Linked DNA regions of Homo sapiens: regions 1, 2, 3, 4, 5 and 7 are each linked to region 6. Evidence: chromatin loops called from intact Hi-C (ENCODE). Cell type or tissue: dorsolateral prefrontal cortex. All regions are shown on one strand.

Region 1 (4,000 bases), 370 kb after region 6:
AAGATTTAAAATTTTTTCTCTCTTCCAAATGAAGTATAATAAATGAAGGAATGAAGTTTGTACATTTTCTTTCTGTTATTTGTTATCCAAGTTCTCTTTTTTTAATGATTGCCCACTTCTGAATTAGGCATTTGATGTTGAATGGGGTATATATATAGTTTACTCATGTTAGAAAGGCTTCAATTAGATGTTCAAGCTCTTGAGAAATTCTCTATGTAATTCTTTCATGTAATTCTCTACAGTAGAAAAAATGGAAAGAAAGTGCCTTTGTCAACTTCACTCACTCATTCTTTTTTCACTGATTTACTCTTTCTATTCATAAATATTTACTTAGTATTATCTATATGCCAATTATTCTGCTGGGCCAAAGGGATTAAAATAAAACAACACATCAACATAGTGCCTTTGATTGAAGATGCTACCCTCCCAGTAGCTAGACAAAACAAAAATGTAAGATAAAGCAGAACAACAAGTGCAAGAGGACAGGCAATCAGACAATGGATAGGGAAGAAGAGCTAGGCGTGGTGGCAGAGGACTCTTTTTGGCATTTAGGTGGACTTTACAATTATTATAACTCTAGGGTAGTTGGTATTATGACTTGCACTTTATGGATGAAGAATCTAGGACAAAGACAGAATGTAATTGACTTGAGGCAATCTTAACTGCATTATCACAATGACAGAAAGGTGAGTTGCTATATTCTTTTTTGATTGAAAAGTCTGGATAGAAATGGCATTTCAATCAAGTTTGCAGCAGCCTTTGAACAAAACGTTAAAATTCTGATTTAATTTATGTATCAATATTATAAAGACTAAATATAAAAAAGTAATTTGTAAAGTAACAATCAAGGAAAATTGGACATGCTGAGAGTGGTAAAAATCTACTTTAAGGACTAACTTTTTAATTTCTTTTCACTGGGTTTTAAATTTTTAACCACAATGAAATTAAAATATATTATTTTCTTAATATAACTTTTGAAATCTCACTGTTCTATTGTTTTCTATAGTGTAGTAATTGTCCTCAAGATACCAATGGGACAAAGGGGAAAAAATAAGAGACCTATATGTGCTTCTATTTAAGAAGCTTTGTAACTTTTGAATAGAGAGAAAAAATAACATATTGTTTATACCAAAACATATTTGAGATTTAAAATAGGCACAAATAATTCTGAAAAAGAATCATCCAAATATTTTAATAGAGCTTAAGTAGGATACTTTCTCTCATCAAACTTTCATTGTAACTTTATTTCTTCTATATCCAGCTACATTAATCTTGATATTTAAAATTATGGTAGAGAAGTTATGAAATTAGACAACTAGGTACATTTCTTAGGATCACTGCTTCCTTGCTGCACATATTCAAACAAATTACTTTACCCTCCTAAGTCTTTCAACAGTAAAATGGCAGCAATAATAATGGCTGCCTCATAGAATTATTATAGGCAAAGCACTTAAAGCAGTGCCTGTACAGAGAACAAAAAAATCAATGAAGGTTAGCTACTAATTTTTATCTACAGTTGTATGTACTCAAAATTATCATATATATTTATCCTTTTCTGCTGCAATAATTCTGATGCCATAGTGATCAGATTGACTTAACAATTTTTTCAGAAAAGCTCTTACAGTTCATTTTTGCCAATTAAGTATTTTTTTTCCCTTCATCAGAACACTGCTTAAAAATCGTGCCAACTGTGGCACCTTCTAATGCTAACCAGGTATATATATCAATATGTCAATGATAACACATTTAAGCAAATGTAGGTAAATTGTATGACAGTATCACAGACGATGAAATCAGAGTTTGGGAGCTATAATATGTGGTAGAAATAACCATCTACTCCTCAGGTTAAGTGATTTGTTCCAGGCCACATGACATTTTTTGCAGGGCAGGACTAGATCCCATATATTCTGATTTCTAGTGCATGGTTTGTTGTTTCTAGCATGGTAATATAATATATTGTTTAACTAAGACACTTTTGTGAAAGAAAGAGGGCACTATAAAAAACATATTGGAAATATATATAATATATATAATATATTATATATTTATATTATATATATTATATATAATATATATAATATATATAATATATATATAATATATTATATATAAATATATTATATATACTATATTATATATAGCTAATTTGTTGTCTCAGGCAAACTAGGATTATGGCATACCAGCCATGAATTAATAGATAAAATGGAAATTTTGTCAAGTATTTTAATATGGAGAATTTAACATGGGGTATTTTTAAGGTATACAGAAATGGAAAAGCAATCAGGGAACACTAAGTTAGACAGTAACTGTAAGAATCAACCCTCATTTCTTGGGGTGGGAAAACAAAAATAAAGACACTGATATTTTCAAACCTTAGAAGTTCAGAGGAGGGCACCAGAGACCTAGAATTAAACCCCTTTGGGGAATAGGAACCAACAGATCATTGCTGATACCTCAGAAATTGAACAGAGGACCTCAGGAGAGTTGGGACTCAGACCTTTGGGGAAGGCATGAGGTCCAGGTGAGGATGTTACCTTAGGAGTTTGGAAAAAGGACTTGTGGTTTGGGCCTTTGAAAATGGTGTTTTTTTTTTTTTTTTCTGGTGTGATGATTAATTTTATGCCTCACTTTGGCTGGGTCATAATGCCCAGATATTCAGTCAAACTTCATTCTAAACATTCTGGAAGTGTTTGTCTATCCAATGCCTGTTCCACCATCATATTTTGAAAACACAGAGTCTGTTTTTACAAGTTTATAGCTGGAGAGGAATTTTGCCTTAGATAAATCACAGGTTTTGGTTCACTAGGTACATTGTCAAAGAGCGCTGTGACTCATCCTTGTATGATTTAGATGATATTTTTGATAATCTTGATAATTTTGATGATTTTTTAAGATGAGACTTGACTTTAAAGTTGATGCTGAATAAGTTAAGACTTTTGGGGCTATTTGGATGAAATGAATGTACTTTGCATGAAATAGGGATGTAACATATTTTGGGGGGTGGCAGGTGCAGAATGCTGTGAATTAAATTGTGCCATGCCCTCAAATTCATATGTGGAAGCCTGAACCCCAAATGTGACACTATCTAGAGATGGGGACTTTAGGAGGTAACAAAGGTTAAATGAGGTCAAAAAAGTGAGGCTCTAATCCCATAAGTTTGCTGGCTTTCTAAGAAGAAGAAAAGAGAAATCTCTTTGTCTCACTACTTGAGGACACAGCAAGAAGGCTGATACGTGCAAGCAAGGAAGACAACCCTCACCAGAAACTGCATTGGATGGAACCTCAATCTTGGACTTCTAGCCTCCAGAACTGTGAGAAAATAAATTTCTGTTGTTTAAGTCACCCTGTCTATGGTATTTTTATTATGGCAGCCTGAGCTGACTAAGTGTTTTTTGGGTAATATTAACATTTAAATTGGTGCTGTAATTGAATGCATGTATCTCCCCAAAATTCAAATGTTCAAAGTGTTAACCCCCAAAGTGATGACATTAGTATGTGGGGCTTTTTGGAAGGTATTTAGATCATGAGGGTAGAGCCCTGATGAATGGGATTAGTGCCTTCATAAAGGAGGCCTCAGGAGGCGTGTTTGCCCCTTCCACCACGAGAAGTTACACTGAGAATATGGTTGTCTTTGAGAAAATGGGGCCTCATCAAACACTGAATATACTAGTCCCTAAATCTTGGACTTCTCAGCTTCCAGAAAGAAATACATTTCCGTTGTTTATAAGCTACCAGGCTATGGTATTTGTTAGAGCAACCCAAAAGACTAAAACAATGGTGAATATAACAGATTGCTTTCCTAATGTGGGGGTGGGGTTTATCCAATCAGTTGAAGGCTTAAATACACCAATGACAGATGTTTCCTGAAAAAGAATTCTTCCAAGAAGACACACTTGCAAACTGAACTAAAACCTCTCCCTCAGTCTACAGCACACTGGCCTACCTCATCAATTTTGGATTTACCAAATCTCCATAATGGTATCAGCGAATTCCTTGAAAT
Region 2 (4,000 bases), 1.2 Mb after region 6:
GCTTTCTCTATGGGGAAACTGGAAATCGATGAGTCCAAGAAAAAAGAGCTCTAGATTAACATTTGGTAATCTCACAATCTTATGCCTAGGTTCCTCTCAAATCCCCCTAGAGTAAAACCCAGCAGCTGATGAGCCCTGCTACTCTTGAAGTGCCTCCAGTCAGCACTCTTAAATATGATTAGCCAGTTACAAATCACAAGACATTTGTACAGTCTCCAGCATGAAAGGAGAGACTAAGTAAATCAAAAGAACTCAAAGAAAGCAGAGTCAACGTATTGCATGATACTGAGAAAAAACAAAGACTGTTAAAAAACCTATAGTTAACAAGCTTGAGGATAAAACAATATTTCAAGCAAGAAAAAAGGAAAAGTTGCTACCAACAAAGAATATCCAGGGGTAGAGTGGCCAACCATCCCCGTTTGCCCAGAACTATCTCAGTTTTAGCTGAGAGTCCCATATTCCAGGAAAACCCTTAGTCCCAGGCAAACCAGGAGAGCTGGTGACCCTGCTGAAAAGTGGGAATGCTTTTTTTTTTTTTTTTAATTTATTTATTTTTTATTGATAATTCTTGGGTGTTTCTCACAGAGGGGGATTTGGCAGGGTCATAGGACAATAGTGGAGGGAAGGTCAGCAGATAAACAAGTGAACAAAGGTCTCTGGTTTTCCTAGGCAGAGGACCCTGCGGCCTTCCGCAGTGTTTGTGTCCCTGGGTACTTGAGATTAGGGAGTGGTGATGACTCTTAACGAGCATCTGTTTAACAAAGCACATCTTGCACCGCCCTTAATCCATTTAACCCTGAGTGGTCACAGCACATGTTTCAGAGAGCACAGGGTTGGGGGTAAGGTCACAGATCAACAGGATCCCAAGGCAGAAGAAGTTTTCTTAGTACAGAACAAAATGAAAAGTCTCCCATGTCTACTTCTTTCTACACAGACACGGCAACCATCCGATTTCTCAATCTTTTCCCCACCTTTCCCGCCTTTCTATTCCACAAAGCCGCCATTGTCATCCTGGCCCGTTCTCAATGAGCTGTTGGTCACACCTCCCAGACGGGGTGGTGGCTGGGCAGAGGGGCTCCTCACTTCCCAGTAGGGTCGGCCGGGCAGAGGCGCCCCTCACCTCCCGGACGGGGCGGCTGGCCGGGCGGGGGGCTGACCCCCCCACCTCCCTCCAAGACGGGGCGGCTGGCCAGGCGGGGGGCTGACCCCCCCACCTCCCTCCCGGATGGGGCGGCTGGCCGGGCAGAGGGGCTCCTCACTTCCCAGTAGGGGCGGCCGGGCAGAAAGTGGGAATGCTTTAATAAATTAAGGACATGACTTAAGAAGAAATAAGAAGCCATTTGAAGGGTTGACAAATAAAATTGAGGATAAAATGCAGGAATAGAATGAAAAGACAAAGAAAAAATAAAAGGGAAAAAATGTTTTTTGAAAACAGAGACTCTAGGAGGTAGATCATATGGATAATAGGAGTTCTTGAAAGAGGAAATCGAATATAGAAGGGAAGAAGCTATCAAAGAACCAATACAAGGACATTTTCCAAACTGGAAGGACCTAAGTTTTCAGATGAAAAGGGCTCGCTGGAGGTCCAAACAGTGTTTGGGAAAAAGGAATGGCAATGGGGACTTTCCTCAAGAGTGTTAAGAGCTGTAGGAGTGAATAAACAATTATTAAAGTGGAGAAGGAGAGGAGGAGTGTAAATAGAAAGTGAACATATCAAATTCAAAGAATTTGAATGGAATCAGAAATCCAAATGGCATATTTACTCCACAGCAATGCTGCAGCTTTAATCAATAGAAGATCATGCCTTTAAAGTTCTGAAAGAAAATCATGTCCAACAGAGATGTCTATAGCCAGTGCACCATAATAAATGTACAAGGATGGTTTCTGCATCATTGTTTGTACAAGCAAAAACCCATATACAACCTAAATACCTAATGTTAGAGATGAAAGAAATTATAGCACATTTTATAACATTCAGATAATTTAAAATAATTTATTTACCAAATTTCATTGGAGAATGAAATCAATGTGTATGTACTGACATGGAAAGAACTCCATCATATATTAGGTTTCTAGAAAAACAAGTTTCAAAATAGCAATGTACAGTATTAGATACATTTTATAAAAGAGCATAAACACACACACACACAAACAGTATAGATAAAATAAGTGGGAAGAGAAAAATCTCAATTATTAGTGACTATTTTTGGGACACAGAACTTAGAAACCCAGCTGTTACTTTTTGTTTTATACAATTCTATAGTAGTTGGATTTTTTTCCTTAGATGGCCAAATTGTTTTTAAAACAATGCACGTTTTATTTCTTTGTGATGACAGCACCATCTAGTGGTCTATGTTAACAACTTTTAGAATATTTTTGACTTTAATGTGATATTTAATAATATTTTCCTATTAAAATAAAAGCAAGCAACTACAGCACAGGGAAAAACATTTTACTATGGCATTTGAAAGAACAAGCACTCATAATTATTTATAGGCTTTATGTCTTAGAACGATCTCCAAGATGTATCAAACGCAAAAATCAAATACAAAAAAAATGTGATAATCTACTATTTGTGCTAAAAAATACTCGGCTAAAAAAAGCAGAATATTTTTACATATTAGATTATACATGCATAAAGGTAAACACTGGCCACTCTAAGTCTGATATAGATGGAAACCCCCTGCCACAGAACCAGGGAAACAGGAAGCAGGGCCAATCCCTGGCCCCAATATCAAACGGGACACCTCAGACTCAGACCAGTGTTGCGTTTCCGCTTCAAGGGGTCCCAACGCAGCCCCCAGCACAAACAAATTTACCTACAGCCAACCCAGATGGGTCCCAGCCTCTTCTTCTGTCTCAGTACAATGCTTGTCCACCTCCACAGTAGGGCGCGGGGCGGTCGACCTCTGTATACCATTCCTCTAAATTTACTACCTAATTCTTTGCCTTTAATTGTCCCCACGGGGGTCACTGGCCCTTTACCTCAAGGTTCGGTGGGCCTGATGTTAGGTAGGGCATCCACCTCCGCTAAAGGTATCATAGTTCATACTGGTCTCATTAATTCTGATTCCTCTGATGAGATTAAACTTACGGTGTCTGCCAAGATTCCTGTTTCCATTCTGGCCAGTAAGCTCAATTACTTTTACTACCTAATATTGTTTTAAACAAAGGAGATAAGACATGGGGCCCTGGGATGGGCTCCGGTGGCAAAAAAAAAAAAAAAAAAAAAAAAGCCACTTATTGGATTAATGTAATTTCTAAACAATGGCCCACCTGCATCATACACATTCAAGGAAAAAAGTATGAGAGTCTAGTAGATACTGGGGCTGATGTTTCTATTATTTCCTCTAATTTATGGCCTTCCTCCTGGCTTAAACATCCCACTAACATGGGACTAGCAGGGATTGGAAAAACTGATGAAGTTCACCGGAGCACATTTATCTTGCCTTGCACTGGCCCTGATGGTCAAAAGGGTACAATTCAGCCGTATATCACACCAATCCCCATTAATCTTTGGGTAGAGATTTGCTGGCACAATGGGGGGCTGAAATTAATATTTCACATAACTCTTAAAACTCCCAAACCAACACCTGGGAACCTGGAACAATTATAATGTGGGGAAGAGGGTATGCTTGTGTTTCACCAGGAGATCATCAATCCCCTGTCTGGGTGCCCACTAGAAGCCTGAAACTTCGTGTGAATGCTGACAATAAAAACCACAGAGAAAAGATGTCCACGTCAGAGACCACCCTCATACGTGGTGAGATCCTCAGAAACTGGCACGCCAAATCAAAATGGGTCTGGTTCAATCCTCCCTAATGGCAATGGAGACCCCTCTAACTAATCCCACTTCCCCTAATTACCTTTCTTTTTCTCCTTATGAACCTAAAAATCTCACCATTTCTATTAGCCTGAAAATAATATCCCCCTGTTCTTCTCTTCCTCCTTCAGCACTGGATCTCGCTCACAATAGGTTTTATTTAATAATTCTCCTCCT
Region 3 (4,000 bases), 830 kb after region 6:
GGTCTCTCAACATAGCGTGACATAATCAGACATATAATTATGCACTTCCCAGTAGAGATACGCATGTAAAAGCTACAATGAGCTTTTCCAAAATCAAAACTGACACAGCACCTTCTGATAGTCCCACCATTCATATTTAGTAAAGCCTCCCTGTATTATCTCACCCAGTTTCTTTTTAACTTCCACCACATTGATTATTCCAATAATTTTCTATCAAATCTGTTCTGAAAAGACTCAAACTTTATCAAAAGAGCAATCACTAAGAAAAATTATTTCAATCCTGTTTCAGAAAAGCTTCATTAGAATCATCTATCTTTAAAGAAAAAAAATCATCTGAAGAAAAATTAGCCTCTTTCAAGAAAAATAAAATAACCCTTTGAATTATTATTGTGATTGTTGCTTTCTTATACCATAGCATTATGTTAGATGCTGGGATACCAAACTGGTATACCAAGAATCTCCTTAATGTTCAAGGATTATTTACATTTAATATACATTAAATTCATACATACAAAATTACTATTTAAAGTTTAAATATTTTCGATTGTAGTGGATGAAAACAGAAAAAGTCACTGAACCCCCAAAGTAGCAAACTTTCACTTCTTTCCATCTTTTTCACGAGATATTCCTTTTGTAAACACATTGACATTAGAAACAGATGTTCTGATAGGTACCACCGCTTCCTTGTGATCTGAAAATTGAACCTCCTAAACAAGGAATTCATCAATAAAACCTGTGTCCGCCAAGCAAAAAGCCAGGGGGTTGGGTGTTGGCATGTTGGCTATATAGCACTTATAGGCGAGACAACTCTAAACTAAGGTACCTGAGCAGGTTCAGAATCTTTTTTCGTCAAACCCACAGAGCTCTATAATAGAAAACATTTTGATCTCAAAAATGTTTAGCAAGCAAATCTTTTCTGGAACTACTGAATAACAATAAGAATTGCCAGGAAAACGTGAGGCTCTCTAACTACATATTGGCCATGCCTCTGATTCCATTCACCTGTCACAAATCTCCAAAATCAGCGCTTCAGAAACCAGAGAAAAGAGCGAGAGTGAGTCTCCCTTAACTTTGCCATTTCCCTCACACCATTTGGGGATAAAACTTGGGCGTCTCTCTGCCTCGACTGGTCACTCCACTTCCTGGAGCTCCAGAAACTCCCTCAGCACCTGGATAACTGCGACACTCACCCGTGAGCGCAGGACCCTCCTGGCGTCTTAAGTCCCAGCTCTCAGTCCCGCTGGCCGCAGGAACACAATGACATCTCTCGCCCAGGAGGGCGGTTGCAGGGAACCGAAATCGGACACAACAGTTGCAGTGAACCCGACTCAGGGTTGAGCGCATCAGCGCTAAACCCAAGACAAAGGCTGCCCTGTGTCTTCCGTACTCAGCGCTCTCCTTTGGTAATCGGTCCCCGTCCCCTTCAAGCCCACACTAGGAGCGCGTGAGCCTGTGAAGTGGCTGTCATCGACTCCGCGCTTTCCGAGGGGTGCGGCTCCGTGACTAGTACCACGCCGGTGTAAACAGCGCGCCGCGCACTGGGGATCCGCCAGAAACGGCGCGCGCGCAGAGCGGGCGCTGGGGGCCAATAGTAGCAACTACCCCAGGCTGCGGGCTGGAGCCGCCTCCTCTCACCAGAGAGGCGCCTACTGGGCGAGCCCGCCGCCCGCAGGTTGGGTGGCAGCACCCGCCGCGAACCCCAGCCACGCTCCCCAGTGGACCCACCAGGCAAAGGCACCTGCTGCCTGCCCTCCAGGGCTGATGCTGTGCCAAGCCCCGCTCGGGATCAGGGACAAGCCGCCCAGGACTACCAGCCGGAGAGAAGGGGCTCCCAGTGAGGCTGATTGAATGAATGATGTTTGCAGTCACTTACCGGCGGAGGGTGAAGTAGCTCAGGCGGCCGCCAGGCTGCGTGCGGCCGGCATCCCGGGGCGCGGGCATTCTCCCATCCTTTGTCAGTTGCGGGTGGAGCGCTCCTCCCCAGCTAGCGGACGAGCAGCCGGGTGGCAGGCAGCCCGGCTCTGGCTCGGCTCCCCAGTCCTCTCCCCTCCTCTGCTCCCCCTCCCCTTCTCCGTCCCCCTCTCTGAGCCGGCATTCACTGGGCTCCCATGATGTCATCCAGTGGAAATCTGCCATGCTCAAAGACTGGAATAATCCAGCGCTCACGCGGGGAACGCAGAGCAGGCGGAGGAGGCAACAGAGCCTCTAGGAGTTCCCAGAACTAGCATCTCCAGGTTAACTGGAGTCAAGGACAGGACATAGGGGAGTCTGCGGAAAGCAGGCTCCGAGGGTGTATGTGGGCCGGGTGGGCGCGGTGGGGATGGGGCCGGGGATGAAGAGCCTCTTCTTTGCCGTAAAGATTCCTAAATCAGTACTTAAACTGATGGCAGATGCCAAGGATAAGGAGAAAGTTTTTTTCTGGCTGCTCAGTAGCTCAGGTGCCCCATCTCGGTGATGGACACCTACACTGCAGCCACGATAATAATTAGAACCCCTGGAACCCTCAGAGCCCTAGTCACAATGAGAAAGTTTAGGATGTCTGACCAATGACAGCTTAAATGATGAGCAGCTAAAGTGAGGGAGAAAGATGTGTACTGTTTACAGGCGGGAGTCTGAGGCAAAACATTAAACAACGAGGGGACCTCAACAATCTATGACATGAACACCGAAAAGACCGCTGGTCTGAGGCAAGAAGGCACCAGTAGCAATTCACTCCTAGCCTTAGTATTGACCTCCTGTCTTCCCACCATATACTAATGGACACTCGAGAAGCGACTCTCTTGTGGCCTCACCCAAAGACTGTCATCAATGATGAAACTATTTAAATCACAAGGTTTATTGAAACTCATAAAAGGTGCGATGCCAAATCTTTTGCTCAAGATTCTATATAACATCAATAGAAGTTTTATTAGAGGAATAGACAAACAGCCTGAGTATTTTTGAAGATTCCGCTCTTTTCATGGAAACAGGCAGATACACCAGATCTGAGACCCAGCCCTACAGCAATCTAGAGCAGCTTCATGTCAAAAACTCTCCTGTTCAGGGACCAGATTTCAACAGCTCATGGTTTGTGCTCTAATCAGTCCAAGCTTCAAGGAGGCTCTTGAGTTCCCAGGATTACCTACCACCTGTCATTCCTGGAAGAGACTAAGCTTGCAGAGAAAAGTACCAGCAGCCAGTGCTGATTAGGCAGTCTTCAGTGAGAGTGCTGGGTGGGAACGTGCAGCCTCTGCCGCTGCATTCATCACCATTATCCTTTACAAGTGTGAAGACTAAGAATAACATTTATTACAAGTGTAGATACGGTTAGAAACTCCTTAATCTTTGTAAATACAAAGAGGACTCAATAAAATAATAACAACAACAATTTAAAGGCTACTCACTATCAGATAGGCTTCTTATTGCATTGTGAAATTGTGAAATCCAATGGGACTTTTCTGAGGAAAAAGTAATAAGTATGAAAAAGCAGCATCAGAAATTATTTTAAAAAATAAACTATCAGTGTAATGGATAAAGAAAATAATGGCACATATACACAATGGAGTAATATTCAGCCATAAAAGAGAATAAGATCCTGTCATTTGCAACAACATGAAGGAACTGGAGGTCATTACCTTAAGTGAAATAAGCTGAGCACAAAAAAGACCGACTTTGCATGTTCTCACTCATTTGTGGGAGCTAAAAATTAAAACACCTGAACTCACAGAGATAGCGATTCAAGTGATGGTTACCAGAGGCTGTACAAAAATATAGATAGATAGAATGAAGAAGATCTAGTATTTGATAGCACAACAGTGACTACAGTCAACAACAATTTATTGTATATTTTCAAATAACTGAAAGTATAATTGAAATGCTTATAACACAAAGAAATGATAAATTCTTGAGGCAATGATACCCCATTTTCCCTGATGTGAATATTACACACGGTATGCCTGTATCAAAATATTTCATGTATCCTATAAATATATATACCCACTATGTACCTATAAAAATTAAA
Region 4 (4,000 bases), 200 kb after region 6:
TAGGTAATCAAAGAAGAAAAATCACAAATGTTTGATAAATGTTTGAAGCTATTCAACTTCATTTGTTATTATAAAATAGAATCCAAATTCATAGCTGTCATCCTATTCCCACTATGTTGTTGAAAACTAGAGTTCGACAACATCAAATCTTGGCAAGAATGCATTGCTATCACTAGTACCCTGCTAGGGAAAATTTAAATTTTTACAACTACTTTGCAAAATAAATTTTCATTGCCAGTAACACTGAAGGTATGCACACTTAATGGCAATTTTCTTCAACAGAATGGTATATGAGGCTTTGTTACCATGTATTCTTTTGAACACACACATATACCCATATTTCATGGATATTCTTCTGCATCTACTCGTTATTTAATAAAATAACAAAATAAAATAACAAAATAAAATAAAATGACTTATTTGAACTAGATGATCCCTTAGGTTTCTTTCTGGATTAGGATACTATGAGGTTTTAAAAATTTCAAATTTAGCATTTTAGTTATTTAATGTTCCAGGAAATGCCTTTTCCTGAACCTACGATTGCTTTTTTTTCTATTATTATTATTATTTTTGCTTCATGAAGAATATTTTATGAAAAAAGACTACTCCAAATGGTTTTACTGTAAGGAACAATTAATAAAGATAATGAATATGTATTTTAAACAATGTTAAAAGTACTATTATGCCCAATTTTAGTGTCTGCTTTTTGAAGAACAATGTGCTATTTATTCTCTCTTTTTTCTATTTTTTTAATCACCACAGCTCCATTGTCATGGAAAGTTGTCTGTAGGAGAGAAGATATTGTCATAAATAGCCTGAGAAACCTGGGATGGGGGGTGAGAGAAAGCCTAGACAAGACCAAACCCTTAAACTCTGAGCCTTACTAGTTCATTAATATCATGGCTGGACCTAAAGACGGGAGCTGAAAGAAGTATTTCTATTAGGGTCCCTGTAAGAAAAAGTAACACTGTTTTAATATTCAAAAGAATATTTGTGACAATAGACAAAGAGCAAGCAAGGTAGTTTTCTTCTTATTCTACTATAGTTACAACACACCAAGACTCTAGAGAAGGCAATGTTGTTAGGATGGGTGTTTGCTGGCTTGGGAACACTGAGCAATATCACCTTTGGCATAAACACTGGCATTATTGTGTCAATTCCAGAATGAACAGCAATAGCGGCAGAAGAGCAGACATCACTTAGGGGACCTGGAGCAGAGGAAAAGATTGTTTGTGAGCAAACAAGAGATACCTCAAAGGACTACCAGAAATAACTAAATGTTTCAGTTCAGTAAGACTCTTGGTTGCAAGGGATGAAAAAGAATTCATTGACTCATGACTGAAAGGCCCAGTGTTGGGTTGCTTTTGGAAGGTCAACATTGTTATCAGGAATAGATGGCCCTCCTTGTTGCTAAGCTTTGTTCTCTTCCATGTGTGATTTCATTCTTAGATCCCAGATAGCTGCAATAGCTCCAAACTTATATTACTCTTGGTTCAAGCCGAGCAAGAACAAAAGCTTTCCTCTATCCCTATAAGCCAAAATCTCCACTCTTATTGGATTATATTTGTGTTGTGGGCATCAGACCTTCAGCTAGAAGGGGCTTCTCCCCTTTCAGATCACTTGAACCAATAATGGAAGAGGAGTTTATTCAAAATGAAATCTGTAGCTATTACTGGAAGATAATAGAATAAAAATTGGAAGTGAAAACAACAAATACCTATTACATAGGGTGAAATTTGCAAGAATAGACATCCTGGATTCTTCAGATGGGATCATATGTCAGTGAATAAATTAGTTATTACTGATAATATGACCTCCGTAATAATGAAAAGCTGATAAGATGTAGATTACTCAGATTACTGGTTGCATTCTAGAGATTTGTTGGGGAGAAAGTTAAATCAATCTTTTTTTGCACCATCCATTCTTCCCATCACCTAAATCCAAGACCACGCTAAGCCTCAACACCTAAAATTCCACAATTAAAATTTTATTGATTTGATTTAAACCTGTTAAAGACTCTTTTTTTTTTAGATAAAGTGCAAAAATATCACTTTACACTTACACAGGAAAAAGAGTTCAAAAGCATTGAGATTAGGTTTTAATAACAGAAGGACAGACAAAGTAAGTTAAAACACGGGACCCTGAAGGCAAATAGAAAAGGAAGCAGTCTTGAGGGGAGAATGAAGAGGGGAGAAGGAAGCAGAAAGGAGACGGCAAAGATTCAACGGATGAACTGCAATTTTGCCCCTAGTCTCACTATCCATTTAAGTTTTAGACTAATGATTTTCCTAGGGATGATTTTGCCCCCAAGGGGACATTCGGCAATGTCTGAAGACATTTTTAGTTTTCCTATCTTAGTAGGGGTGTGGTGGTGGTGCCACCTAGTTGGCAGAGGCAGGAGATACTGCTAAGTATCTACAATGCAAAGATAGCCCCTCACAGCAAATAATTATCTTGTCCAGTATGTCAATAGTGTTGCTGTTAAGAAAGGTACAGACATTTCTCAAACCGTTTAGATGTATTCTAAATTCCAAGCCAATAAAATATGTACAGGGAGATTGCTGCCCCCTACTGATTAGCTTATAGCACACAGGAAGTCGTATACCACAGCTAATAAACTTTTTGTCCTTCTTTTTAAAGTACACCACATCATGAGGCTGGTGATGGAGATTTCTCATAGCAGGTAAAGCCTACTCTGCCAGCCTACCTAAAATATTATAGTTGGCAAACATCAACTTAAGAGATGTTGCATGTTGAATCCCTAATAATACCAGGGCTCTTAGTTTTCTCTGTAAATTTAATTTCAAACTTAACCCCAGCAGTGAAGACAACTGTCTTGTTGGGTATGACACTAACATTTTGGACAGATCATGCAGGAAAAGATAAAAAGTAAACCAAAGGGCAAAGATCCCTTTTTTTTTTTTTTCCTGAAGGAAAAAGATCCAAAGTTGAACCTTGAACTACTGGACATCTGAAAAGAAAAAGAAGATCACCAAAATAAGTATGGAAGCCATGCTGTATTTTTGTTATAATAACAGAGACAGCAAAGAATATAAATTTTTGACAGAAAACTGAGCAAGCTCAATAACACTGGTGCTAAATGAGAGATCCCCTGGAACATATAGACAACTATGTAAAGGTGTACATGAACTTTGTCTTCCTAGGGAAGTAAGCGATATTACCAATGTTGAATTATCAGTTGAACTCAAATTACTGGGCTTTACCTACAATTCACAGATATACTGGTGCCAATCTCACCCCCTCTAATAAGCAGTGAAATATATTTTATTCTATTATATAATTTGACCTTGCCCTGTGTATGCAGCAATTGCCTAAGCTTTCTAAATGCTTGTCATTTTAAGGATATTTGTGACTTTTTCAAAGCAACTCAAATACTACTTAACAGACATAGTAACTTTGATACTTTCACATACAGTTTCTGTTTAGACCATCACAGAAGCCCACGTACAAGGTTGAACATTGAGACACAAAGTAGAAAAATACTTTGTCCAAAGTTATAGAGCTGGAGCCAGAATGTAATCCTATTTGTTTAATTCTTACTCCAGGGCACTATCTACTACACCAGTATAGAGAGATCATGGGTACAGAAGGAAGTCAGTTAAGAAAATGAGCAGAAGGCCAGGCATGGTGGCTCATGCCTGTAATCCCAGCACTTTGGGAGGCCGAGGTGGGTGGATCACAAGGTCAGGAGATCGAGACTATCCTGGCCAACACGGTGAAACCCTGTCTCTATTAAAAAAAAAATACAAATTATTAGCTGGGCGTGGTGGCACGTGCCTGTAGTCCCAGCTACTAGGGATGCTGAGGCAGGAGAATCACTTGAACCAGGAGGCAGAGGTTGCAGTGAGCCGAGATAGCGCCACTGTACTCCAGCCTGGGCGACAGAGCGAGACTCTGTCTCAAAAAAAAAAAAAAAAAAAAAAAAAAGGAAAAGACAAAGAAAATGAGCAGGAGAAAAACAATATTTGGGACTCTAATT
Region 5 (4,000 bases), 120 kb after region 6:
TCTCTGTGCCAACATTTTGTTTTTCAGCAACACTTTACTTCATGTGATATTATTTAGTTTATATTTCTACTCAATCTATGTCAGAAATCAGAAGATTGGCCGGGTGTGGTGGTTCATGTCTGAAATCTCAGCACTTTGGGAGGCCGAGGTGGGTGGATCACCTGAGGTCAGGAGTTCTACAGCCTGACCAAAATGGTGTAACCCCATCTCTACTAAAAATACAAAAAAAAAAAAAAAAAAAAAATTAGCTGGGCGTGGTGGCAGGCACCTGTAATCCCAGGTACTAGGGAGGCTGAGGCAGGAGAATCCCTTGAACGCGGGAGGCGGATGTTGCAGTGAGCCGAGGTTGCGCCATTGCACTCCAGCCTGGGCAACAAGAGCAAAACTCTGTCTCAAAAAAAAAAAAAAAATCAGAAGATTAAGAAAACATACTATGGTTCTTCAGCTGAGATCAAGCAGCATAACAGCAAGAAGATAATGTATAGGTTTAAAGTCATAAGAGGCTGTGCATAGTAGGTCATGCATGTAATCCAAGCACTTTGGGAGGCTAAAGCAAGAGGATTGCTGGAGGCCAAGAGTTCAAGGCCAGCTGCGGCAACATAGCAAGACCTTACTTCTACAAAATAAATAACTAATTAAAAAATTGGCAGGGCATGGTGGCAAATTACTGCAGTCCCAGCTACTTGGGAGGCTGAGGCTGGAGGATGGCTTGAGCCCAGGAATTTGAGGTTACGATGAGCTATGTTGGCATCACTGCACTCCCTAGGTGACAAGGTGAGACCCTGTCCCAAAAAGAAATAATAAATAAAATAAGAACTCAACTAGGTCTATTAAAGGAAACAAAATAAAAGACAAAAAGCAAGAGAGAAAAAATTAAGTTCATATATAATTAAATAAAACAGATATAGACACTCAGATTGGATTAAAAAAGATTTGACAACAAAAAAGGAAAATATTAACCACAAAAAAGCCAGGGTAGTGATTTTAAAATAGAAGAAAATAGAATTTAAGGCAAAAATATCACATGAGAAAACACTGATGTTATGTACTGAAAAAAGAAAAAATAGAAAAAGAAGGCATGACATAAGAATTTATGTGCCTATAATACAAGCTCAAAACATATAAATCAAAACCTTTCAGGGAGAAATAGGTAGGTTAACAATTGTCGTTTGAGATTTTATACACTCCTGTCAGAAACTGTGATCAAGCAGACAAAAAATAAGCAATTTATTCTCCACACAGAAACTAGAGCAAAATTTTAAAGATGTAAATTAGATCATGTCATTTCCCTACGGAAATTCTATAGCTTCCCCCGTTATCAGAATAAAATCCAGAAGGTTCTGCAAGTCTCTGTGTGATTTGGTCATCATTTATTCCCATCTTACTTCATTCCTCTCTCTCCCTTTATATATCAAGTTTTCACCAAACTGGCCTTCCATGGTACCAGCTTGGAAGACACCAAGCTCCTTCTTGCCTTGGAATCTTGGAGTGTACTGAGTTTACTGTCCCCTGCTACAACAGCTTTCTCCATGTTTAGTGCTTTTGTAAGCAATAAACACATTTCTCTTTAAAATATCTCTTCCCTAGAGAAGTCTTGTCAATTCATGCTATATTTAATACCAACAAACAAACAAAGATGCCTATTTTTCCCCATACTTCTCTGTGCCAACATTTTATTTTTCAGCAACACTTTACATCATGTGATATTATTTTGTTTATATCTCTACTCATCTTTGTCAGTCTCTCCCACTAGTGTAAAAGCCCTATTGAGGACTACGACTTTCTACCTCTCGCACATTTAAACTCCAGCAGAGTGCTGGACACACACTACATGCCAACATATTACTAAATTAGGCAGCATGGCAGAGGAAAAGATGTAGCTTTGGAATCCCAGATTTCCAACTTGCCAGTTGTGTAATTTTACAACTCTTCTGGCCTCAGATTCCTCATCTGTAAAAGTATAGTTTCTTAACAACTTAGCAAGGTTGGAAGGATGAATTCATTCATGAGTGAATTCATATGAAAAATTCCAAGAATGGTGCCTAGAATTTAGCAGATAAATTGGTGATGGTAATGAAGAAGATTGTGTTCTGGACTCTTCCTTCTTAGCTCAATTGCCCTTGATACAGAATTATCAGTGCAACTATAAGCTAAAACTGCCACAGATGGAATTCCTTGATTCTCTGTTCTTCCCTATTTCTTATACTAAAACATGGGTGTTAGATTCAGGTCAGGAAAACACTTGAACTTCATTTTGATTATGATGACAATGTTATCAGGCCTGCCAGGTTAAAGCAATCGCCATCTCAGTGTTGTTTCTATGCCCAGGAAAGTGGATGGTATACATTATGATTAAATAACACAGAATCTGTTCTGCCTCTTGCATAGAATTAATTTTGGTATAGCTTCCATTTCATTAGAGGAGCACTTTAAAACAGGTCAAGTGTAACCAAGACTAAATTGAAAATGCATTATTCTTTTTTGGTAGGCCCTCTAAGCTGATACATATTTAATGTAATTTTATAAGGAAGTTCAAATGTCAGGCAGACTCCTTTAAGGAAACAAATGTCTTAAATCTCACACTAGGTAATTTTAGAATAAACATTCAGTATATCTCCTCTACTATCCTGGAGCATTTTCTGGACAGAAAATAAGCTATTTGTGTGAGTTATGTGGCATAAAGCTGACAGTAGTGCATTGAATACTGTTCTCTTCATTGCCTGTGTCTCTTTGGGATTTACTTGATGCTTTCAGGAATACCTTGTATTTTTCTACATTTTCTTTCTCAGTATTGGATTCTTGGAATTATGGAGCTTTAACAAAATTTAAGTTCCTGCCTCACTGTTTATCCACATATTAACAGTTTTATTTATCAGGTTGTTTGGTCAGCTAGACAACCACAGTAATTTCACTAGGTGTAATAGCAGCTCCTTGTAGATAAAATAATTTTATTTGATGGTTTTAAGCAACATTTCATTTCCATACCTGCCCTGATTTCCCAAAAATGAATGCATGAACTAACGAGATGTATACTTTGGGCATTTGCATTTGTCATCATGGTACGGGATTTGGGCAAGAGGGATGAAGCATCCAGTGGAGTTGTAAGTTGTGGCCATAAATCATTATGTGTAGTATTTGGCTCTCAAAACATCCAAATCCGTTGAAAGAGGAGAGGTTGAAATTGTTTCCTTTCCTGCTAGAATGTTTTGGCAGAATCTGAAATGGGAATTTCTGGACCTCATGTTTGAACTGGTGGTATGGATCTCAACAGATCACTAGATTTTTCAGGAATATTCTACCAGATAGGAAGACACCTCTGTTTGATTCTTTTCCAGAAGAAAATCTCTGAGTATGTTCTGCGTCCATTTTTTTCCTATTGCCAGATCACCCTGTCTAGAGCCTACTGCCACTTAACGCTTTTTTAGCAGTAGATGGCAGCACGTGGCCCCACATCTTCATCCCGGTAATAAAGACAGAAATCTGAACATCATCTTAGTCTTCTCTCCTGTCTACTCCTCAAACTCCAGAGTCTTCAACTCCTTACATAAGTGACCTTTTAAAGCAGGGGTCCCTGACCTCTGAGTCACAGCCTGGCAACGATAAAAGGTTGGGGACTGCTGTTTTAAAGAATATCTCATATTTATCTCCAATTCTTTTTTTTTTTTTTGAGATGGAGTCTCGCTCTGTTGCCCAGGCTGGAGTGCAGTGGCACAGTCTAGACTCACTGCAAGCTCCGCCTCCCGGGTTCACGCCATTCTCCTGCCTCAGCCTCCCGAGTAGCTGGGACTACGGGCGCCCACCACCACGCCCGGCTAATTTTTTGTATTTTTAGTAGAGACGGGGTTTCACCGTGGTCTCGATCTCCTGACCTCGTGATCCGCCCGCCTCGGCCTCCCAAAGTGCTGGGATTACAGGGGTGAGCCACCGCGCCCGGCCTTTATCTCCGCTTCTTAAACTTCCATGTTTTACTTGGGCCAGCTGCAATTGCCTGTTAACTATC
Region 6 (4,000 bases):
TTGGAGCTTGCAGCACCGCATCCAATTAGACCTCAGTTGTTCTTACTGTCTAGATTAATGCGTCATGCTGATAACATCTCTGAGGAATGAAGATGAGATTTGTTCAGGCAGAATTAAGTCAGCGAAAGCACCTGTTCCCCACTTCTGTTTTCTAAGTACAAATATGTTTTTCGGAATACTGAGTCTCATATGTCTCATATCAGGAAAATACAATCTATTTTTATTAACTATGTGAACAAAGATAAGAAGGGTTATTACAAAAGTTACTTTGCATATACTAGGTAGAAACAGCTAAAAGATGGCACAATGATGGCTTCATTTCTGTAAGAAATGGAGCAAATATCATTATAGGTTTTAATATATGCCCCAGTAACTTCTCATTCTTGTTGTCAAATTCAAAATGGTATCTTAAGGTTTCATGTTTCCCAAAGACATACTGCTCTGGGTGACAGATTTCACAAAAGGTTAAAGGAACTCAAACATTCCAAATAAACTCAAAGCATGAGCGTGGGTGTGTGGCTTAGAATTATGTCTTCTGTGGGCATCGCAGGACATGAGAAGCAGTCTGACTAGAAAGGTCCCGCTGTCTCTGCCCCAGGGATGCTATTCTAACAAACTTAGTGACTGCAAAATCCAAGAAGCTACCCAAGAATGGATACATGAAAAAAATGGCTCTTTTCCTCAAAAGCTAATTCACTTGGATTTCTATACATGAAGACTCTTTTACTTTTCAAAAACATTTTTGGGGTTAGCTGATACAGTATTTTACCAAGAAGGGCTCACATTGCTTTGCAGTATTTAGACTAGTACTTGAGACACACCAGTTGAGTAAAAAATAGAGGTGTGATAGCAGGGAAAATGCAACTTATAAATCCAAGCATGGTTGAAATATCATTTTTAAGGCTTTAGAAAAAGGTGCATTTATTTAAAGTAATAGTAAGAGATATATATTGTACTGATATGCTTGTCACGTTAGTTTACAATGTGAGGAATACGCCACTAAGAATTGTGACTCAGTGGTGCTGCTGGATGCATGAGAGAGGTGTTAACAACTGCCAGATGAGAAATTGTCCAAATGCAAAGGTATTAGTAGAGTCAGAGGCCAAGGGAACATAGAAGGTGTTGGAAAGAACAATGGAGAGCAGAGAGAGCTGGGGTAGGAGCAGGAGGCCTGGGGTGGTGTGGAGGGAGAGGAGTACAATGTGGTAGTTAGGTCGAACAGGCTAGAAGCCACATGGTCAGAGAGGCTTGGAGCGAAGCAACTAAGAACTCAGACTCCTGGGTTAGGGAGACTTGGGTCAGAGACCCCTGTCTGGCTTGGGTCAAGTAACCTAACCTCCTAATGCCTCAGTTTTCTCATTGGTAAAATCAGGATGACAACAGTGTCTCTTGTATAGAGTTTGCTGGAATTATATGAGATAATCTAGTTAGCACATAGTAAACAGGGAAGTAAACCAGGCATAAATATTCTAAAAATAGTGTGACCAGTAAATTCAAAGCTACCAAATTATTTTTATAAAACAGATAAGCCATTTTATGTTCAGTCAACTAAATGATGATTAAGAATTTCTCTACAAAATATATGCACATTACTTATTACATGCATATGTAAATATATATGAGCCCAATGTTAGATTACCAAAATAATTTTTCTTATAAACCTTGTCTTGATCTCTCACTGGTTTCTTTCAAGATTTTCATGACAGATGGGATTTCCTAAAAGTTTTAAGCAAGATATTTGTAATATAGAAAAAAAGGTGCTGAGTAAAATCATCCACTAGAGGGAGTAATGATATCACGCATAATGATGATATGAATGGAAAAAAGAGAAATGGAAAAATGTTTGTATATCTGTCCTGAGGGTAGATATAATATGTGGGATTTAGGCACATTTGCAGTGGAACTGTTGGGATAAAAGTTAAAATTGCAAATTCCTAAGCTTTGTTCCAGATTTATATCTGGGGGTGTGGCCTAGGAATCTGCATTCCTGGCAGGCACTCCGAGAGATTTTTATATATGCTGAACTTTGACAATTACTTCCCTAAGGAAGGAAAAGTTCAGGGACATATTTTAGAGTGGCATTGTAATATCTGACGGTTTTTCACAGAGTGAATATACTTTCACCTCCTTCCATATCCCCCCAAAAAACTCACCTAAATCTGAGTTGATTAATATCACCATGTAAGAACACAAATTACTTGAAAGTTTAATTAATAGATGCATTTAAACAAAGTTCCTTTAAAAATATTGAATCAATACTTGGTTGTCTGTTTTCTCTCGGAGGTTATGGTGAAAGATATTTTATCACACATTCTGAAAGAGAAGTCAGTATATTACTGCTTCAGGCATGTTGAACCAGCAGAAAATCTACTGAGCTGTGTCCATGAGGATACTTAATTATGGATTGTGGCTTCATAAAGAAAACAAAAGGAATAATTGGGTTACATTTCACAGTGGCATAGTCTCTCTTCCCCAGAGGTTGAAACCCTTGCCGAGCGGACTCTTGGATGACACTGCCATTGATGATGTTTTCCCTGGAAGCCCATTTCTGTTGTGGGCTCTTCGCCTCTTACCTCTTCAGTGAACAGCTATGGCACACGTGGAATCTGCACAGGTCTGTGGTCACTCTCTGTGCCTAAGTGATCATAGCCTTGCCGTTTAGGAGACAGTGCTCGTGTACTAAGCAGAAGCACAGACACTGGGAAGATTAAAAGAGAAAAGCTTTTAAAAATACCCAATTTTACCCCATCATTTTCTAGTTGAAGAAACTGAGGCCCAGAGCACTGAGTTGACTTACCCAGTCATTATTAGATGACATTATTAGATTTTTTTTCGTTCAGGAGCTAATTATTAAAGCATCACAATGTATCGGACATTGTTGTAGGATGCTAGGGAAGAAGACAGCCAAGATTTCTGCTTTGATGAAGCTTATATTAGGGTCCCAATTGTGGAATTTTGTGTAGTTGTTAAAATAGGGAACTGTGTAATTTTCCATCAATAAGAGATAATAGGTTTTGATTTCATAAGTGCTTCTATCCCTTTCTCAATTCTGTTGTGTATGTTTAGAAATGTCTTTCTAGAATATTCCTTTGGGTGGCAGCAAATAAAAAGAGAATCTTTTTGGAACCGTCTATTTGTATCTACCCACAGTAAGCTCATCTACTGACAATCCATTGTTGATGCTTATTCTCATGGGTCAAAAAAATTCTTACATCCTATTTGCACTCTTTAATAGCAGTGTCACATCTGAACATTGTATTTAATGTAATTGAGTTGATTTTTTTTTTTACTCTCGAGAGTCTCTTAGCCACATATACACTTGAAATAAATCATATATATACGATTTATATATAAATAAAACAGAATATATATTTGTACATATATTCTACTCCAGTTTAAATGAGAGCCTGTGAAACTTGAAGTATTGGTTCCAGTTTTGGATATAATAATACTTTAAAAAATAGTGTTTTAGTTACTATATCTAAAAATCCATTTTATCAGTACTTTGATATCAAGCATGATTAATTGGCTCAATATATTACATTTGAATTTGTTTTTGGCACCATACTGACTCAGCGTTTCTTAAGAATTTTGTCCTAAAACTGAAGATTTTTTTTTTTTTTTAAAGAGAAGATTCTTTTGGGGTATAGAAATTTCTTAAATTGTATACAAAATATTGTGTGCATTTATTTTTTTCTGGGGAAAGGTCCATGATTTTCAATGGATTCTCAAAGAAATCGGAGACATTTTCCAAGTTAAAGTCCTTGCTTTAAACTGCTCTCCCTTGAATTGATTTAATAGCGATAGCAGGGAAGGGTTGGAGGTATACATAATCTCCACAGGCGGGAAATGAAACTTGTGGTTCAGGGACTCGGTATGTTTGGAAATCAAAAAATGACTTTGCAACCACAACTGGCCAAATTTCCTCATTTACAGCATTTAGGATGAAATCCCAAATGTTGATTCTCATCCTACTGGGTGATGGGAGAAAGTGTAAAAT
Region 7 (4,000 bases), 460 kb after region 6:
AAAATAAACAATAAAATCAGAAACATTTCTATATTGCAGTGGCAATCAATCAGGAAAAGATACATATATCCCATTTATATTACCTACAGACAAAATAAAATACCTAGAAATAAACTTAAAGAAATGAAAGACCTATACAAGGTAAATTATAAAACATTAATGAAAGAAACTTAAGACACAAAAATATGAAAAGATATTTCATGCTCATGATTTAGAAGAATTAATATTTTTAAAATGATAATACTACCCAAAGCAATCTACAGATTAAATGCAATCCCCATCAGAATACCAATGTTATCATTCACAGAAATAGAAAAAAAATCTTAAAATTTATATCAAGCACAAAAGACACCAAATAGCCAAAGCAATCCAGAGCAAAAATAACAAACTTGGAAACATCATAGTATCTGCCTTCAAAATTTACTACAAAGCTGTAGTAACCACAGCATGATACTGGCATAAAAACAGACACATAGACCAATAGAACAGAATGGAAAACCCAGATATAAATCCACAAATTTACAGCCAACTCATTTTTAACAAAGTTGCCAAAAATATGCAATGGTGAAAGCAAAGTCTCTTCAATAAATGATGCTAATAAAAACCTGGATAATGACATTCAGGAAAATAAAACTAGACCCCTATTCTCGAACCACGCCCCAAATTCAAATAAAAATGGATGGAAGATTTAAATCTAAAACCTGAAACTATGAAGCTACTAGAAAAAAAAATCTTTGGGAACAGACTCCTGGACATTGGTGTGGGCAAAGATATTTTGTGTAAGACCTCGAAAGCACAGGCAATAGAACCAAAAATTGACAAATGAGATCATATCAAGCTAAAAAGCTTCTGCACAGCAAAGGATACAATCAACAAACTGAAGAGACAACCCGCAGATGTTAAGAAAATGTTTGCAAACTGTATACCTGACAAGTTGTTAATAACCATAATATAATGAAAAGCTCAGACAACTCAACAGACAAAAAAGTAACTCAATTAAAAACTGGGCAAAAGATCTGAACACACATTTCTGCAAAAGAAACATATACATGGCCAATAGGTATATTTAAAAAAGCTCAACATCAATAACCATCAGAGAAACACAAGTGAGAACGAAAATGAGATACAAATATCATCTCATCCCAGTTACAATGGCTTATATCAAAGAAACAGTTAATAACAGATGCTGGCAAGATGTGGGGAATGGAAAACACTTATACACTGTTGGTGAGAATGTAAATTAGTACAGCTATTACAGAGTCAGTATGAAGGTTCCCCCAAAAAACTAAGAATAGCACCTTCAATAGGAATCAAAAAGTCATGTGAGGTATCACAGTACCTGGTTTGAACATAATATCGAGGAAAGAGGTATTGAAGAGAGTAGGTAAGACACTCTTGCATTGCCTACACCTCACCTACCCTAACTCCAGGCAGCACAGATGGGGAGGAAATGTGTTTTGTGGGGAGGGAGAGCAAAGTGAGTGTGGAGCACTATATTGGAACTCACTTCTGCCTTGTCACAGCAGAACACAGCACAGGGCAGAATTCTGAGAGTGCTCACGGAGGGAGCACATCTAGACCAGCCCTGGGCCAGAGGGAAATTTCTTACACCAGCAGGAAAAACCTCAGTCGTAGCTAGCTTCACCACTAGCTGACGAAATTGGCCTGGGTCCCAGAATAAATTTAAGTGGCAGTCAGGACACAAGGATCACAGTCCTAGGGCAAGTCCTGTTGCTGCACTGGTTTTGTAGGCAGGGAACTTGGGGTGCAACACCAACTGTGGTGTCCAAATGAATGCCAGTGTCACCCCTCCTACAACTCCAGGCACTGTAGCCTCAGTAAAGATTCCTTCTGCTTGACAGAAGGTGAGTACAGAAGACTGTATCTTGCAACTTGGGTGCCACCTGAGCCTAAGTAAAATGAAGCATCAGGAAGATTCCTGAAACCCCAGATTCCAGGTCTTTGCTCCTGGATGGTGCTTATAGATCTACCTTTGGTCAGAAGGGATTCCATTGCCTTGATAAGAAGGACCCAGCTGAATTAACCAACTGCTGACTAAAGTGGTCTTGGGCTTTGAGTAAATAGCAGCAGCAGCAGCAGCCAGGCAATTGTGGCCACAGGCTTTGGGTGAGTCCCAGTATTTTGCTGCTCTGTAAAAATTTGGATGTGACCCTGAACAGTGCCAGCTATGGTGGATATGAGAGTGTCCACATCACCCCTTTCCCCAATTTCAGATAGCCCAGGGCCAAGAGAGACTCCTTTTGATTGGGGAAAAGAAAGTGAGAGACTTTGCCTGGTGACCCAGGGAATTCTCCCTTATCTTACCCAAGTTCACCAAGGCAGTGTCTATAGGAGGCGACAGGATTTGCACCATTCCTGAGCTTATGGAGCCCCCTAGTGCGAAACAGTTGCCGTGACCACAGGCTTTGGTCACAATACTCACTCCCCTTGGAATTTGTAAAAAGCCCTCTCAAGGGTGCATATAAACAAGCCCAGACTGTGAAGATTAGTTTAAATATATAAGTCTTCCATGCCCAGACATCAGTGAATGCCCTCAAGCACCAAGAACACTCAGGAAAACATGACCTCACCAAACACACAAAAGAAGGCACTAGCAACCAATACTGAAGTGATGGAGATATGTGATCTTTCAGACAGGGGATTCAAAATTGTTGTATTGAGGAAGTTCAATAAATTTCAAGATAACACAAAGAAGGAATTAAAAATTCTATCACAAAAATTTAACAAAGTGATTGAAATCATTAAAAAACTCAAGCAGGCATTCTGGAGCTTAGAAATACAATTGAGAAACATAAAAATGCATCAGAGTTGCTCAACTGCAGCACTGATCAAGCAAGAAAGAATTAATGAGCTCAAAGATAGGTTATATCAATATACACAATTAGAGGAGAAAAAAGAAAAAAGGATAGAAGGAGAATAAAGAATGCCTAAAAAAATCTAGAAAATAGCCTCAAAAGGACAAATATAGGCGTTATTGGCCTTAAGGAGGATGGAAAGAGAAAGTTTATTCAAAGAAATAATAACAGAAAATCTTCAAAAACTTGGGAAAGATATGAGTAGCCAAGTACAAGAAGATTTTAAAAATCCAATAAATTTAACCCAAATAAGACTACCTCAAGGCATGTAATAAACTCTCAAAGGTCAAGGATACAGAAAGGATCCTAAAAGCAGCAAGAGAAAAGAAGCAAATAACATATAAAGGAGTTCTGATGTTTCTAGCAGCAGCAACTGTGCAGGTCACAAGGAAGTGAGATGACGAAGTCAAAGTGCTGATGGAAAAAAAAATCTTTCAACCTAGAATATTACATTAATCAAAGTTATCCTTCAAACACAAACTAGAAATAAAGACTTTCCTATACAAACAAAAGCTGAGGAATTTCTCAACACCAGACTTGCCTTAAAAGACATGCTAAAGGGAGTCCGGGTGTGGTGGCTCACACCTGTAATCCCAGCACTTTGGGAGGCCAAGGCAGGTGGATCAGGATGCAGGTGGATCATGATGCAGGTGGATCAAGAGATCAAAACCATCCTGGTCAAAATGGTGAAACCCCATCTCTACTAAAAATACCAAAAAAAAATTAACTGGGCATGGTGATGCACCTCTGTACTCCCAGCTACTTGGGAGGCTGAGGCAGGAGAATTGTTTGAACCCAGGAGGCAGAGGTTGCAGTGACCCGAGATCGCATCACTGCACTCCAGCCTGGAGACAGAGTGAGACTGCATCTCAAAAAAAAAAAAAAAGTAAAGAGAGAAAGCAGAAAGTCAAAAAAATGAGGACAGGGTGGAATAAAAAAGTGTAGAGGTTTTTAGTTTTCTCTTTGTTTGCTTTTTTCCCTTTCTTTGTAATTAGAGTTAAGCTGTTATCGGTTCAAACTAATTTGTATAAAATGTTATTTGCAAGCCTTATGGTAACCATAAAACAAAAACTTATAATAGATACATAAAAATAGAAAGCAAGAAATAACAACATATTACAGGA

What was found. A loop is a pair of places that touch in the nucleus more often than their neighbours do. Peaks named below come from ENCODE experiments on the same cell type or tissue, not always from the same donor. Only the 100,000 strongest peaks of a DNase experiment are listed, where the experiment ranks them.
Region 1: it touches region 6 in a loop (4-fold over the local background); 5 of 110 quality-filtered maps call a loop at or near these places.
Region 2: a loop joins it to region 6, with 7 times the contacts of the local background. A loop is called at or near these places in 80 of 110 quality-filtered maps.
Region 3: it touches region 6 in a loop (9-fold over the local background); 7 of 110 quality-filtered maps call a loop at or near these places.
Region 4: a loop joins it to region 6, with 7 times the contacts of the local background. A loop is called at or near these places in 30 of 110 quality-filtered maps.
Region 5: a loop joins it to region 6, with 4 times the contacts of the local background. A loop is called at or near these places in 51 of 110 quality-filtered maps.
Region 7: it touches region 6 in a loop (10-fold over the local background); 28 of 110 quality-filtered maps call a loop at or near these places.

What each region holds. Positions count from the first base shown.
Region 1 is chr4:163,927,896-163,931,895 of GRCh38, forward strand. The region is part of intron 3 of MARCHF1 (membrane associated ring-CH-type finger 1); the gene reads right to left. Among named protein-coding and RNA genes, the nearest start is that of TMA16, 440 kb to the left of the region's middle. In dorsolateral prefrontal cortex, a CTCF peak has its summit at 2,393; no DNase peak of the experiment used is centred here.
Region 2 is chr4:164,746,228-164,750,227 of GRCh38, forward strand. No RefSeq gene overlaps it. Among named protein-coding and RNA genes, the nearest start is that of SMIM31, 5.9 kb to the right of the region's middle. RefSeq lists a silencer at 637-837. In dorsolateral prefrontal cortex, CTCF peaks have their summits at 2,330 (motif pointing left) and 2,335 (motif pointing left); no DNase peak of the experiment used is centred here.
Region 3 is chr4:164,381,997-164,385,996 of GRCh38, forward strand. It overlaps MARCHF1 (membrane associated ring-CH-type finger 1), which reads right to left and starts at 2,023. Exons shown (of 10, transcript NM_001394959.1): 1 at 1,874-2,023. RefSeq lists an enhancer at 1,251-1,752. In dorsolateral prefrontal cortex, CTCF peaks have their summits at 1,770 and 1,976; DNase peaks (open chromatin) are centred at 1,405 and 2,005; H3K4me3 peaks cover 2,867 bases; H3K27ac peaks cover 3,280 bases.
Region 4 is chr4:163,752,710-163,756,709 of GRCh38, forward strand. All of the region lies in intron 4 of MARCHF1 (membrane associated ring-CH-type finger 1), which reads right to left. Among named protein-coding and RNA genes, the nearest start is that of TMA16, 260 kb to the left of the region's middle. In dorsolateral prefrontal cortex, a CTCF peak has its summit at 2,474; no DNase peak of the experiment used is centred here.
Region 5 is chr4:163,675,964-163,679,963 of GRCh38, forward strand. All of the region lies in intron 5 of MARCHF1 (membrane associated ring-CH-type finger 1), which reads right to left. All of the region lies in intron 1 of LOC107986325 (a long non-coding RNA gene), which reads left to right. Among named protein-coding and RNA genes, the nearest start is that of TMA16, 180 kb to the left of the region's middle. In dorsolateral prefrontal cortex, no CTCF peak of the experiment used is centred here; no DNase peak of the experiment used is centred here.
Region 6 is chr4:163,553,276-163,557,275 of GRCh38, forward strand. All of the region lies in intron 8 of MARCHF1 (membrane associated ring-CH-type finger 1), which reads right to left. Among named protein-coding and RNA genes, the nearest start is that of TMA16, 61 kb to the left of the region's middle. In dorsolateral prefrontal cortex, CTCF peaks have their summits at 1,779 (motif pointing right), 1,979 and 3,083; no DNase peak of the experiment used is centred here; H3K27ac peaks cover 333 bases.
Region 7 is chr4:164,010,444-164,014,443 of GRCh38, forward strand. All of the region lies in intron 2 of MARCHF1 (membrane associated ring-CH-type finger 1), which reads right to left. Among named protein-coding and RNA genes, the nearest start is that of MARCHF1, 370 kb to the right of the region's middle. In dorsolateral prefrontal cortex, a CTCF peak has its summit at 2,419 (motif pointing left); no DNase peak of the experiment used is centred here.